Linked DNA regions of Homo sapiens: region 2 is linked to region 1. A link is an interaction called in ENCODE POLR2A ChIA-PET data of the cell type or tissue named here. Cell type or tissue: PC-9. All regions are shown on one strand. Links, peaks and the distances in the headings refer to the core of each region. The heading gives the core; the rest is flanking DNA. Region 1 overlaps STOM (stomatin). Region 2 has its middle 11 kb from the start of GSN.

Region 1 (7,706 bases), core at 2,428-6,427:
AAGAGAATATAAACAAGAGGAAAAGAGAGAATGAGGAATAGGAAACAGTAAAAGGGAAAAAGAGCCTGAGAAAAGAAACAGAACAAAAAAGAAGCCAAAAATAAGTAAGAGATGGGTGGTATGGATGGAATGATGACCCACTTGCTCCGAAGTTGGAACTGTTAATTTGACCTTAATATGGAATCGGGAGAATAAGTATGGTACACACAGTCATAAAAGAATGAGGTAACTCTACATGTACTGATACGTCCATAGATATTAATATTAAATGAAAAAAGCAGAGCGCAGAACAACATGTGCAGTATAACCCTACTTTTGTAAAACAAACAAGCCAGTAATCCAAAAACCTGGTCAAATAAAATCCAAATACACTCAACTGTTAGGAGTGGTGACCTCTGGGGGAATATGATTTGAAGTTACGGGGAGGGTTTTCACTTCTAACTTTACCACTTCAAGATTATTTCAAGTTTTTACAGCAAGCATGTTTTACGTTTTTTTATAATTATTAATAAAAGAGAAAACTCAGTAAGAAAAACAAGTTTAAAAAAAAAGTTACCTTGGCGCGGGCCTCGCGGGACGCTTCTGCTTCTGCAGCCATAGCTCTCTGGAGCTGCACAGGTAGTTTCACATCCTTAATTTCCACACGCTCCACCTTTATTCCCCAGGCATCAGTGGCATCATCCAGAGTAGACTGTTAGGAAGAGAGAAGGCAAGCTAAATCTCCTCAGCCCAGCCCAGATGCTGACAGAGGCTGTATTCATTGGGATTTGGAGGAGATAAGGTGCTGGGGAGAGTTGTGGAGAGACAGTTACCCCACGGTGGAACGAATGGTGACGCAGGGGCTGGCTCACTGATCCTGATTCTGTTGCTAACAAGCTAATGCAGGGGTTAGCAGCTTCTTCTAAAAGGGCCATATAGTGATTGTTTATTTGTAGTCTCTGTCTCAACTATTTAACCCAGCTGTTGTAGTCAAAAGCAGCCATGGATAATATATAAATAAATGGCTGTGGCTATACTCCAGTCAAACTTTACTTACAAAAACTACAGCCTGTAGGCTACAGTTTGCCAACTCCTGAGCTAATGTGACTCTGTGTAAGTCATATTACTCCTTTGTGCTTCAACTTCCTCCCTTTAGAATGTCAGGAATGAAACCACACATCTATTTCATAGGTTGTTGTGCATATCAAATACAATCATAGATTTTACCCACGATGAAGTCTATACAAATAATAAGAATCCAGAGTTATAGCACTTTATCTTTTTTGAATAAGCTATGCTTAACTGAATATCTGTTACTCAAGAAAGACTGGAAAGCACAACAGTTATAATTCATGGGACTCACACACAGAATAAAGCTTTAGGAATACCTACACTATCTTGCAGAATAGCCTCTGTTCTAAACAAAAAGGTTATTACTGATTCTGGAAAAAAATACACACTGAAGAAAATTTTAAAAAAATGTACGCATGAGTGTTATGAACTCATGAACTGCTAATGTGAAAAATGTCCCCTCCTGCCAAATTTGAAAAATTTTACTATGAAGAAAAAAAAACGGTCACAGACCCCCACAACTTGAATTAATAAAAGGTTCTCAAACAACCATTGACTCTTTGCTTCATTTTTCAGCTTCTGGGGGGTAACAGCATTGACGTACTCCCCACCTGCATGTTGTGTGCAATTTCTTCTCTGTCAGAGAGGATCTGAGAAAGATTCTTGGTGCCCAGAACATTCCTCAGAGTAGTTTGTGCCAAAAGACGGGTTGCTGAGTCAGCGTTGGTGATATTTGCCACAGCCAGGGTTGCATTCTGAACGCGGTAATAGACCACACCATCCACGCTAATTGTCACTGAATCCTTTGTGAGGATCTACAAGATGAAGGAAGCAATTTTACATCTGTCAACGACTTTTTTTTAACATAACTGTAAGGAATGTTATTCTACAGAATATCTTATAACACTAGCTGATTTTCTTTAGTAAGGCATCAGAAAGTTAATTATATCTTTTAAAATTTAATAAAATAAATTATTCAAGTCCATTAATTCATTCAATCATACAAATAATATTGAGATATCACTCAACAGCAGGCACTGTACTAGGTACCAGGGATTAAGGTAGGAAAAAAACTTGGTTCCTCCTTTGAAGGAGGTTAGGGAATCAAAGGAAACTCTTAGGGGCAGCTGTGGGTGGCAGGGGTGATACCTGAATTGAATCTTGAAGAAAGGAATACAATTTTTCTGAGGGTGTTGGGTGGAGTGGAAGAATATTCAAGAGAGAGGCACTAGAGAGTCAAGGTTTGATAAACTACAAGTTCCACAATATTACTGGAACAAAAAGTGCATGGGGAATGTTTTTAAAGGGCAAGGTCAGCATCAAAACATATTTTACAGCATGCTACATAAAAATGCTAAACATGACATATTTTTGTTTTAAGCTAAGAAGTTATCTGAGTGAGAGGCTCCAGGAAAATAGTTACATCCATCACTTAAAACTCACTGGGACTCAGTTTTCTCATTTGTAAAGTAGAGATTAATTATAGTACCTACTTTGCATTCTTGCTAGAATTAATGCGTTAAATACATTCAAGTGCTCAGAAAAGTTCCTGGCACGTAAGAGCTGTCTTATTATTTCATCTTGGATAATGGTGGTAACTTTACTGAATAAAACACTGACTTGATTAACTGTAATAAGTTAATTTAGATAATAATAAACAAGCCAGCTGGGCATGATGGCATACACCTGTAGTTTCAGCCACTCAGGAGGCTGAGGCAGGAAGATTGCTCCAGCCTGGGAATTCCAGCCTCTCTCACTAACAACATCAGGCTGGCACCTTTCTACTGATCATTTAAATGTCCTTCTCTCTGTGAAACTTTCTTGGCTTACTTGGCAGAGTTAAGCACTCTTCCCTTGCACATCCACTGCACCTTACTGTAGTGACATTATTTATTCACATTTCTACTTCTCTCTTAGACTATGAATTTCTTCAGGGCAATTCTTTGTAACTCTAACACTGGCAGAGTGCTTGAAACATAGCGGGTAGTCAATAAATGAGAGAGGAGCTGAACTGAAATGTGGTCCTGAGAACAGTGACCGATGAGGAACACAGCAGTGAGAGTTAGGAGACCTGAACTGAGTCCCATCTCTGCCTTCAGGTCCCTGGATGGCCTCTAGCAAGGTTTTTAACCCATTTGACCAACAGATTCCTCATTTGTGAGATGGCGCTAATAATACTGCCTAATTCTATCCAAATTTCTGTGAAGATCAAATAAGAACATACTTGTGAATGAAGCCCTTTTGAAAGAGTAAACAGCTATGAAAATGGAAGGTAATAATAACAATGTTGTAACATGGCTGTTTAGCCCTGCCAGACATCAAAGCAGTGATCCTTTTTTAGTAATCTCAAAATACTTCTAACATGGAAGAGAAGTGGAGGATTTATAAATAAATGTACAGTGTATTACCATCTTGTATGAAAACTAATTATTTCCCATGACATGATGGGAAAATGTGTGTCATTCCCAAATTCTTGCCACTTTGACTTTGCCACAGCTTCTTTCTAAAGCTACAGCTTCTCTGCCTACTGTTTATCATCGGCAAGGGTTTATCTCCCTTCACAGAAACTTCACAGGGGATCAGAAAAAGGATTGCTGCCAAGTTCCAATCTGCTTTGCATTCAGCAGCTTGCAGAATAGGAGAGGGCCACTGGAAAGCAGAAGCTTAAACAGCAACTCTGCCAGATGTCTGTAATGTTTATAGTGGAAAATGCCAGAATGTCCAGCTACCCTGAAGGGCTCCTTCTGAGACTCAATCTTCCTTAGACGATGGGAAAACACACAGAGAATACAGTGATACTCTCAGTCTTGTTCTTATGAGTAAAATGTGGGCAAAATGATTCCTGGCATCACTAACTTTGGGTGGATTATAAAGTCTGACCCCACCCACTTCTTGGATCAGTACCAACAAGGAAGTTCCTAAGCTGGTTTCTGGTATTTGTGACATGAGAAGGCAACATGGCCAGGCTCCATCACCATGCTGAGTATCTGGCCTTTGGCCAGGAAACACTGACAGCATTCTTCTGTCCTTCCCCCTTCATGATGTTTTCAGGTTTTCTGTATGCAACGGTTATTAAGTCTCCTAAGGACATGGTTCCCAGGATGGCCATCACTTTTTCGGGGGCTATGAGGGAGCTCATGTACAATGCATTTAGCATGGAGCTGTGGAAAAAACAGCACTATACAAAGAATCCGAAGAGCTCAATTTTAGTCTTGGCTCTGCCACTGTAATCTGGAGGAATTCCTTTGTTTCACTGCAACTATATACTTTCTAGGGATTCTGCCATGAGTTTCATCTATGATAATACTTGTGAAGTAGTTTGAAAAGGCACAAAATAATCACTAGTATAAAATATTATGTTTTATCTAAAATGCCCAACAAGCAGTTTCTAATTCTTTGGTTTCTAACCAATTTATCTAGAATAAAACCTTAAGAAAAAAAATAATGAACTAATAGGGTTTTCTATCAGAAACCCATAGAAGAGAAATGTGGTAGTAAAAATGTTGATAGTAATAACAATGATGATATTATTATACTTACATTAGCATTACACTATGTTTTGTAATAATCATTCCTCGGTATCTGTGGGAGATTGATTCTAGGACCCTCAGAGGATACCAAAATCCAAGGATGCTCAAGTCTCTTATATACAGTGGCACAATATTTGCATATAACTTATGCACATCCTCCTTTATACATTAAATCCTTTCTGAAGTACTTATAATACTTAACACAATGTAAATACTACATAAATAGTTGCTATACTACACCGTTTTTAAAAATTTGTATTATTGTATCATTGTCAATTGCTTTTTTCCCTAAATATTTTTGATCCATGGAGCCAACCGTATAATCTATGTACATTTTCCTGTACACTTTAAATCATCTCTAGATTACTTCTATTATCCAATACAATACCTACACATCACTTTATTCATGTGGATTCAATGCCATGCTTGATGCATGGCAAATTCAAGTTTTGCTTTTTGGAACTTTGTGGAGTTTTTTCCTAATATTTTCAGTCTGCGGTTGGCTGAATCCCTGTATGCAAAACCCATGCATGCAAAGGGCCAACTGTAATAGTAACAGTAAGAACTTATATAGCACTTACTATTTGTCAGCCATTGCTCTAAGCACTTGGCACATATATCTCACTTCTCAGAACCACCTTATACAGTAGTTCTTACTATTACAAATGTCTATTTTCTGGATGAGGAAACTGAGGCACAGAAAAGTTAAAGAACTTGCTTAAGGTCACTGAGCTAGAAATGCTGAAGGCAGTCAAGGTCTAAAGCCTGTGCTCTGGCAGGGAACGGTGGCTCATGCCTGTAATCCCAGCACTTTAGGAGGCCAGAACGGATCACCTGAGGTCAGGAGTTCGAGACCAGCCTGGCCAACATGGCAAAATCCCGTGTCTACTAAAAATACAAAAAAATTAGCCGGGCGTGGTGGCGCACATCTATAGTCTCAGCTACTCGGGAGGCTGAGGCACGAGAATCACTTGAACCCAGGCGGCGGAGGTTGCAGTGAGCTGAGATCACACTACTGCACTTCAGCCTGGGTGACAGAGCAAGATTCCAATTAAAACAAACAAACAAACAAACAAAAATTTAAAATAAATAAATAAATAAAGCCTACACTCTAACTATTCTGTCCCTCATTGTAAAGCACTTTCACATATGATACCTCAGTTATTCAAAGAAAACCTTACCTCCTGAGGAGGAATATCAAATGAAATAGTTCTCATGTCCACTTTGATGAAGCTGTCAGTGCATGGCAGAATAAAAAACAAACCTGCAACAAAGATACACACATTATACAGACACCAGCAACCTAATCAGTTCACTTCTCCATTCAGTTTTAAGAAAATCAACCTAGTGAACTGAAAAGTCACCAGTTCATCTTCGTGAATGAGCCAGAAGCCAGGAATGATAACTTTGATTCCTCTTGCTTACTTCCCACATTTGACTGTCTCCACTAAGGTCTGTGGAGTTCATTTCCTTAATCTACTGTTGCTATCACTCTTCTCCCCACCGCCCCACTGGGACCAATGCAATCGTTTCCCAGGCCATCTTTCTATTTTTTGTAGTTTCTCTCCTATAATCTATTTCCTAAGCTGCAAGCCGAGCAATCCCCCCTAAAATACAAACCCTCCCCCACGCATGGTCCTGCATAACCCGCCTTTGTTCCCCTCTTCAGCCACTTCCTCTCTCTTCACACCCTGCACTCTTGCTGGACTGATCTACTTGCAGTTTCTTGAATCTGCAATACTCTCCTCTTTGTTGCTTTGTGTATGTTGCTATTTCCGCCGCAAACACCTCCTGTTGGTTAACACCTTTTCAGACCTCAAGACTCAGTCAAGATGTAACTTCCAGAAAGCCTTGACTCAGCCTACGACTAGTTCAGATCAGTAACACTTCTCTGGTTTTCTCTTTTCTCACAGCTCTCTGTGAGTACTTGATCATAATACTTATCACATAGGATTGTAGCTATCTGTTTCCTTGTTGGTTCCTACCACTAGATAGGAAGATCCTTGAGGGTAGGGACTGTGTTTTAGTCTCCCTTGAATTCCCAGAACCTGGAACACAGTAGGAGCTTAATTGAAGTTTGCCAAATGAATGACTGAAAGTCTTTCTTTGGTAGAGATTCTCATGCTCAAACTTGTATAGCTGTACTGTTCTTGGCCTAGGTGGTAATCTTATCAGCTCAAATGGGAAGGGGAGGGGAAGGGTAGGAAGGAAAGGGTAACAAAAGATTGGCTAGAACCACTGCTATTGTTATACAACTCCTGCTACATGAACTCTTATCTAAGACAGAGTAGAAGAGGCCCTCATAAGGGAAATCACGTCAATAAAAAAATTTTAGACTGGGCACGGTGGCTCACGTCTGTAATCCTAGTGCTTTGGGAAGCTGGGGTGGGATGATTGCTTGAGGTCAGGAGTTCAAGGCTGCAGTGAGACATGAGCATGCCACTGTACTCCAGCCTGGGCGACGGAATGAAACCCTGTCTTTAAAAAAACAACTACCTAAAAATAAAAAAAATAAAAAGAACTTTAGTTTTCAGATAAACAATCTAGAATCCCAGTACTGACCAGGTCCTTTGGCTCCTCCTTGTAAAATGCGACCCAATCTAAAGATGATGGCTCTTTCATACTCTTTTATAATCTAGAATAAAAACATGAATAATAATTTAACATGAAGAGTACAAATATATACATGCATGGCTTCTTAAATATATATTTCTGCTCTAAACAGATTAGATGCCTCATCTTTTTTCTTTAGAACCAGATCATATCTATAAATCACATGTCCAATGTTTACCTTCTCAAAGCTTATTTATTATTTTCTTACTGATTACAAAAGCAATAGATATTCACTGTATAAATTTAGGAAGGACAGAATAGTATACAGAAACAAATCCATAACCTCACTCCTCAGCTGTTAACATTGTTATTCAGTTACTCATGCAGGCCAGGCACGGTGGCTCACGCCTGTAATTTCAGCATTTTGGAAGGCCGAGGTGGGCAGATCACGGAGGTTAGGAGTTCAAGACCAGCCTGGCCAACATGGTGAAACCCTGTTTCTACTAAAAATACAAAAATTATCCGGGTATGGTGGTGGGTGCCTATAATCCAAGCTACAAGGGAGGATGAGAC
Region 2 (7,706 bases), core at 1,680-5,679, 95 kb before region 1:
TTGGCAGGCATCAATGTGTTCACTGCTAATGGAGTGACATATTTACCAGCTGCCCACAGTGAAACAAAGTGTGTAGATGAATTTGGTGCAGGAATAGGCGGTTCTCTCTCTATTTGGTGCAGGAACTGGCGGTTCTCTCTCTGGTTATGGCTGAGAGATCTGTGACAATGACTCAAGTCTCATCCTGCTCCTTGTTGCTCAAACAATGTCCCTTGAAACCCTTCTTTGCTGGTTCCATTCACCTGTCTCCACTGAGCTTCAGGTCCTCTTCCTTTTTGGTAAACTACCCTACATCAGCTCCCAGGCTGGCAGGGCTCTTGGGGTGACCCTCCCTTCACTTTCTTCTTCTCCTTTCCTCTGGTCTCCTACTCTTTTGAGAAAATTCTTCTTTCTCCTTTTTTGGCTTCCTCAATAGTACTTCCTTCTTTCTCTCTACCAGTTCCTCTGTTCTCTCGTTCTTTAGCAGAAGACTTGATGACCTATTTAATCTAGAGTCTGGATCATCAGCAATTAAAACAAGCCAAAAAAGAAAAAAGATCATTTCCTTTTCCTTAAGCGGTCAGGAGCGCTCAGCCTTCAAACTGCATAATACAGTTGGGGCAAAAATTGTGGCAGGTAGGCAAAGAAAGGGAAGCAACTACAAAACAGCTCAGCTTTGATCCTAACACAGTTTTAGCCTCCACAGCCTGCTACATGCGTAATAGCAAGACTTGGCTTCCCGTGAAACAAGATCACCTGCTCTAAATGCCTTAGGCTTTATACCATTTACAGAGTCTCTCAGTCCTGGGTTTCATTCTTATTTAAATGTAAGTTCTTTCTCTTCCCTTTTCTCTCTCCCAAGTTCCTGCTCCCTCAGACTCCTGTCTCCGGGGTCCACCACACAGGAGGAAAGAATTATTTAAAAGCAGAGCCTCTTTACCTAAAGAGGTCATACTTCTCTTTAGGATGATTTTAACCTTTCTTCTCCAGACCAGGCTCTGGTCTTTGGCTTTGCACAACCAAAAGACCTTTAGAAAGATTTTTCTCTCCTCTGAAAGAGCAATTTTCTCCCAAAGATGAATTCTTCTGCTAGCCCTTTTAGCAATGAGCACACGTAGCAATATGTTTGTGTCTCCACCACGTTTTATTTCTAATGTTATTATTATTATTTTGAATAGCTAATACATATATCTAGTTTAAAATTCAAAAGCAACAAAAGGATATACACAGAAAAATCTCCTTTTGCCCTGCCTGCCAGCTACCTAGTATTCTCCCCAGGGGTGACCAGTGTTACCAGTTTCTTATATACCCTTACAAAAGTATTTTACGTAAGTACAAGCAAATACATATATCTTCATTTTATTTATTTATTTGTTTGTTTATTTATTTTGAGACAGAGTCTCTCTCTGTCGCCCAGGCTGGAGTCAGTGGCGTGATCTCGGCTCACTGCAAGCTCTGCCCCCTGGGTTCACACCATTCTCCTCCCTCAGCCTCCCGAGTAGCTGGGACTACAGGCGCCCGCCACCACGCCCGGCTAATTTTTTGTATTTTTAGTAGAGACAGGGTTTCACCGTATTAGCCAGGATGGTCTCCATCTCCTCACCTTGTGATCTGCCCACCTCGGCCTCCCAAAGTGCTGGTAGTACAGGTGTGAACCACCGCACCCGGCCATTTATTTATTTTTGAGACAGGGTCTCGCTATGTCACCCAGTCTAGAGTGCAGTGGCACAACAGTCACTGCATCCTCAACTTCCTGGGCTCAAGTGATCCTTCCACCTAGTCCCTGGGTATCTGGGAGTAGGCGTGCGCCACGATGCCTGGCTAATTTTTGTATTTTTTATAGAGACGGGATATTACTGTGTTTCCCAGGCTGGTCTCAAATTCCTGGCCTCAAGTGGTCCTCCCACCTCAGTCTCCCAAAGTGCTGAGATTATGGGCATAAGCCACCATGCCTAGCTCATGTATCTATTCTTTCCCCTCTTTATTTTTAACACATATGCTGATATTCCATACACATAAAAATATAGATATAGCTTGAGAATGCCCCCATTTTACTACATAAGGATTTCCACTTTCTTTGTTTATAATGGAATGGCATTCTACTGTATGCATGTATTATGATTTATTTAAATAAATTTATTTAAATAATCTTCTTTTGGTGAACCTTTAGGTGATTTCCATTATTTTGCTATTGCAAGCAATGATTAATAACTTGTAAATATGCCATTTTGCCCATTTGAGTACATCTGTAGGAAAAATTCCTGGGGGTGGAACTGCTGGATCATAGAGAATAGCGGTTCCAATTGTCCTTTTTCATCTTGCATCAATTTACACTCTAACTAGACATCAAGAAATTCTGTTTTCCCACACAGTGCTTTACATGATTTCCAGAAAAATCCTTCTGGGGTCATGAGGGAATTGTTTGGAGGGAGAGGACTTAGAGATACCTATGAGAGAGATGGTGAGTTCTCGGTAAAGTGGGGCTGGGGGAGATCTACTCTCTTCGGGGGTCAAATGAGCCTTTTTAGAGGAAGATATTTTGAATTGGGTCTTAAGAAATCAAGAGCTCACCAAGTAAGAGCGGGAGGGGAAGGCTATGTGCCTGTGCTGGCTTTTCTTGGGAGTTTAATCTGTTTAATCTGAAGAGATTTTCTTTTTTTGAGAAGAAAAACATTGTATGCCTGAGGATATACCTTGCAGAAATTACCTATAGGAGTAAGGAGCCAAAAGAAAACGTGATGTATATATGCACTTGAATATTATTTAGCCATTAAAAAGAATGAAATTTTGTCATTTGCAGCAACATGGGTGGAACTGAAAGTCATTATGTTAAGTGAAATAAGCCAGGCACAGAAAGACAAATACTGCATGTTCCCACTCATCTGTGAGAGTGAAAACCATGGGTCTCGAGGATGTAGAAAGTAGAATTGTGGCTGGGGAGGGTAAGGAGGAAGAGAGGATGAAGAGAAGTTGGCTGAAGGCTACAAAAATGCAGTCAGATAAAATAAATAAGTTCTAGGCTGGGCTCGGTGGCTTATGCCTGTAATCCCAGCACTTTGGGAGGCTGAGGCAGGTGGATCACCTGAGGTCAGGAGTTCGAGACCAGTCTGGCCAACGTGGTGAAACCCCATCTCTACTAAAAATACAACAACAAAAAAAAAATTAGCTGGCCGTGGTGGCGGAAATCTGTAGTCCCAGCTACTCAGGAGGCTGAGACAGGAGAATCGCTTGAACCCAGAAGGTAGAGGCTGCAGTGAGCCAAGATCGTGCCACTGCACTCCAGCCTGGGCAAAACAGAATGAGACTCCATCTCAAAAAAAGAAAAAGAAAAAAAGGAATAAGTTCTAGAATTTGATAGTACAGTAAATTATAATTAACAATAATTTATTGTATATTTCAAAATAGCTAGAACAGAAGATTTGTAATGTTCCCAACACAAAAAAGAGAAATGTTTGAGGCAATAGAGATCCAAATTACCCTGATTCAATCATTACACATTGTATATGCATGTGTCAAAATATCATTTGTACCCCAAAATATGTACAACTATTATTTATCAATTAAAAAAAAGAGTAAGAAACAGGAAATCATTTGATAAAGGTCAAGTAATCATTATATATATACTCTACGGAAAAGAAAAGTATGATAATTAATAGTAACTATAATAATAGTAGCTATAATTTATTAAGACCTACCATGTGTCAGGCATTAGGTTAAATATTACACATACATTTTAAAAAGCCCATTTAATCCACATACCAATTCTCTGCATAAGGCACTATAATTTCCAGTTTGCAAATGAGAAAATCGGGAATCAAAGATGATAAGTAACTTCCCAAAGTTAACCTAATAAGGAATTTTCAGAGCCAGGCTTCCACGAAGGTATGTGACCCCTGAAACCTGTACTCTTACTTGCTAGAATAACCCCTTCCATTAGCTCATTGAACTCTCAAGAATTCTAGGGGAGGTTCCCTGGAGATGAAGTGATTACAGGTGAGAAAACTGAGGCTCACCCAGATGTGGTGGCTCCCGTCTGTAATCCCAGCACTTTGAGAGGCCAAGGCAGGCAGATCACTTGAGGTCAGGAGTTCGAGACCAGCCTGGCCAACATGGCGAAACCCCATCTCTACTAAAGATAGAAAAATTAGGTGGGTGTGTTGGTGTGCACCTGTAATCTCAGCTACTCAGGAGGCTGAGGCAGGAGAATCACTTGAACCTGGGATGTGGAAGTTGCAGTGAGCCAAGATTGCGTCACTGCACTCCAGCCTGGGTAACAGAGTGAGACCCTGTCTCAAAACAAAACAAAAAAATGAAACAAAACAAAAAGCCAGAGGCTCAGGAGGTTAAATGACTTGTTCAGAAAAAGTATAAAGAACATATGGCAACATGGAAAAATGTTTGCTTAATAATGTAAGGAGGAAAAAATGATAGTCTATAATTGCTTAAATGTGATGATCACAACTGTGTAAAAATAGAAACATCTGTGGGTGTGCTGACTACCCATCCGGAGTATTCTAGGGCAGTCCTCGGTTTACAGTGTCAGACTGTTGTCAGTCCTATATCTGGTGCTATGCTCTGATTTCAGGGAACTTGGGGAAATATGGCTACTTTACTTAAAGATAAGGACTGTATTGAATGAGAGGCTGAGGCAGGCGGATTACTTGAGGCCACGAGTTCAAGGCCAAGGCCATCCTGGCCAACGTGGTGAAACCCTGTCTCTACTAAAAATACAAATATTAGCTGGGCGTGGTGGTGTGTGCCTGTAATCTCAGCTACTCAGGAGGCTGAGGCATGAGAATTGCTTGAACCCAGGAGGAGGAGGTTGCAGTGAGCCGGGATTGCACCACTGCACTCCAGCCTGGGCGACAGAGTGAGACTCCTTATCAGAAAAAAAAAAAAAACTATATTGAAGATATTTAAGTAGTTACTGATTTTTTTTTAAATATGAAACTTGGAAAGACTAAGGGGTGATATCTGATACAAATCTAGAAGATTGCAGAAGCAGACATTTTGAGAAGGTATCTTAGCCTTACTAATTAACGTAAATTGATATCAACATCTTGCCTACTCGTTAAAAGGCTACTCCAGTTATTGGATTTCTGTGGTGATTGTTTTTTAAAGGTTAGCCTTGACCAATTCTATTACAAGTTTTTTTTTTTTCCCAGCAGCATAAGTGAGCAGAATCAAGAGAAGAGACTGATATTTATTTCAAATAGTAAAAGTAAAAAATATCAATTAGTTTCTTCAGAAAGGTTACTTGGAATTTCTTTATTTGATCATCTGTTCATCCTGCCTTCATGTTAGTTCATCTCTTTATTCATTTCATTCATCCATTCATTCATTCAACATTTACTAGTCTCCTAATGTATACCAAGTTCTGTGTTGGGCACTGGGAGCACAATAGTGAACAAGACTTGGTCCCTGCCCATGAGGGATTCACTGATAGAGCTAGAAACATAAACAGGTAAGTATACCACAGTGTGATAAGTGTCAGTGCAATTCATTCAATTCAGTGTGTATTGAGGGTCTGATCTGTCCAGGGTGCTGTGCTGGGCATTTTCACAGGAAGCAGAGATTGAGATATCTGGCCCTGCCCTCAGGGAGCTCGAAGTCTAGTGTGGGAGATGGTAAACAACCCAGTAATGAAATCATTACAAATAACCATCACTTACAAGGGAATTAAGCAGAGTTCTGGAGTGGAGAATAACGAGACAGGGGAGCCTATTTCAGCAGAATGGTCCAGAAAGTACTATGATGGAGGCATGTGCAAGGAACTGTGAAACCACGGAGGGGCTGCTAATGTAATACACCCTGGAGGAGACAGGGAAGGCTTTGCAAGGAGGGTCCTCTAAAACTGAGCCTGAAAAAATAAAGGAGAGTTAAACAGGGGGAAAGTATTAGGACACGCAGTCCCAAGAAAGAGAGCTGGGGTGCCAAGGTTTGAAGGTTTTGGGGTGATACAAAGCATGACCTGACAGGAACCAGCAGGATTCTGTGGCATAGGGGCATGGGGTTCAGGTGGGAAGGGGATGAGATGAGGCTGGAGGGTTAAAGCAAGGCCAGATCATGTGTGGCCACCAACGCCAGGCTAAAGAAGCTCAGAGCTTGTCTGGATTAGTGATAAAAAGTAGAGCTTAAGAGCCGTGACTGTTGGCACCGGGGATTCCCAGAGCCTTTCGTGGGTCTCATGAAGCCAGACTGCATCTGCTGTATTAATATTTTATGCCATGATCAAGTAGTATACTTTAAAAGAGAGATCACAGCTTGCTGCTGAAGATTTAACTGCTTTTCTTCTTCAGCTCTAGGGAAAAACAGGCTTGAAAGTCTTTCTGGGGTACTTCACCTTAAACTGTTTAAAGGCTCCTCCCCCATCCCTACAGGGGGACATGTAGGGCATCTGGAGACAAGAAAGAGGGACAGGTATACAAACAAATTTGATATAAGATTTCTAGCCAGCTAAGACTTTGGAGAATGGCTGTGTGAGAAGCTGAGCGTGAGTCTGGACTAAGCACAGAGGAAGCTGGACAGCTCCCTGAGACCCCAAGGGGGCTCACCTAGAGACCTGGATCTGCAGGGTCATCTGGCTGAGGTCAAGGTCAAAGCAGCAAGACTGCGCCAGGGAGAAAGCAAAACTCTAGACTGCCTGCTTGGTGTGGCAGGATGAACCCCTTCTCGCTGGGACTGCCTCAGCCTCAGAATTTGGGGAGCATTCAGGAGGAGAGGAAATCTCCATCGGGGAAACGTGCTTCTTGCTCATTAGGTATTGATTTCTCAAGTTGGTGGTTTTGGTTTGAGAAAAAATTAAGTGAAGTGATTGCATTTGCACTGTGCATTTTTGAAGACATTCTTATAAATTCCAGATGTAAAGTAAGACAACCTAGAGTGACTTGACCTAAGAGCTAACGTTTTGAAAGGCAATTGAATGGATCTTATGAGACAAATGCTCTCTGGTTCTCCCTGGGACAGGAAACCTGTGCTGGGGCTAGTGCAGCACAACCAGGGGCTGGAAAAGCTCCTGGTTTTATGAGCCAGGTATAATCTCTCTTGGAGTTACTTTGTTCTATTGTCCCAGTTTGCCGATGACACAATGGAGACTCAGAGGAGTGGATGACTTGCCCAGGGTCATTTGCAAGGTAGAGGAGACACGGGGTGGAACTCGGATGTTCTACTTCCCTGGGCAAAGCTATTAGAACTTCACAGCAAAGTCTGCTACTGCTGACAACAGTGATGAGAGAGGAGAAAAACCAGGAAAAAGAAACAGAAGTGCAAAAGAACAGGGAGAAGGGAATGTAAGAAGGAGAAAGTGGAAGGGGAGGAGGAGAAAGGAGGGAGATCAACTTTGGACTGAAACTTTAATCCAATCATCAGTTTTTTTGTTTGTTTGTCTGTTTGTTTGTTTTAAGTTTCTCTAAATTCCTAAGAAGGTAATGCATTGCTGGCCCGATTGTGTTTCAACTCCAAGAAACAGCACAACATTTGAAAAGCCCATTGTTCGGTGTTGTGATAATATAACTCTCTGTAAATGGTGCAGTCCACTGTACAAAGTACTGCCCCCTCCCATCCCACTGGTGGCCTGCGGGGACAGCTGAATGCCTTCTGGTCCGCTGAGCCCAGAAGAGTGGGGCTGGGCTTTCAGAAACAGCTGGGCTGATTCATCTAGAACAAAAGCCAGCTCTTCCTGCTAAATCCCTGGCAGGCATGGGCTGTTAGGGCTGTGGGCCCCTGTG

Evidence for each region. Peaks named below come from ENCODE experiments on the same cell type or tissue, not always from the same donor. Only the 100,000 strongest peaks of a DNase experiment are listed, where the experiment ranks them.
Region 2: POLR2A ChIA-PET joins it to region 1 with 5 read pairs; 4 of 35 experiments call an interaction of 5 or more read pairs at or near these places.

The regions. Positions count from the first base shown.
Region 1 is chr9:121,347,459-121,355,164 of GRCh38, forward strand. STOM (stomatin) reads right to left here. Exons shown (of 7, transcript NM_004099.6): 3 at 7,143-7,215; 4 at 5,762-5,844; 5 at 1,662-1,865; 6 at 557-691. Among named protein-coding and RNA genes, the nearest start is that of STOM, 19 kb to the right of the region's middle. RefSeq lists an enhancer at 6,545-6,764. In PC-9, for the core only: no CTCF peak of the experiment used is centred there; a DNase peak (open chromatin) is centred at 3,973; H3K27ac peaks cover 365 bases.
Region 2 is chr9:121,253,599-121,261,304 of GRCh38, forward strand. It overlaps a transcript of GSN not described here. Among named protein-coding and RNA genes, the nearest start is that of GSN, 11 kb to the right of the region's middle. In PC-9, for the core only: no CTCF peak of the experiment used is centred there; no DNase peak of the experiment used is centred there.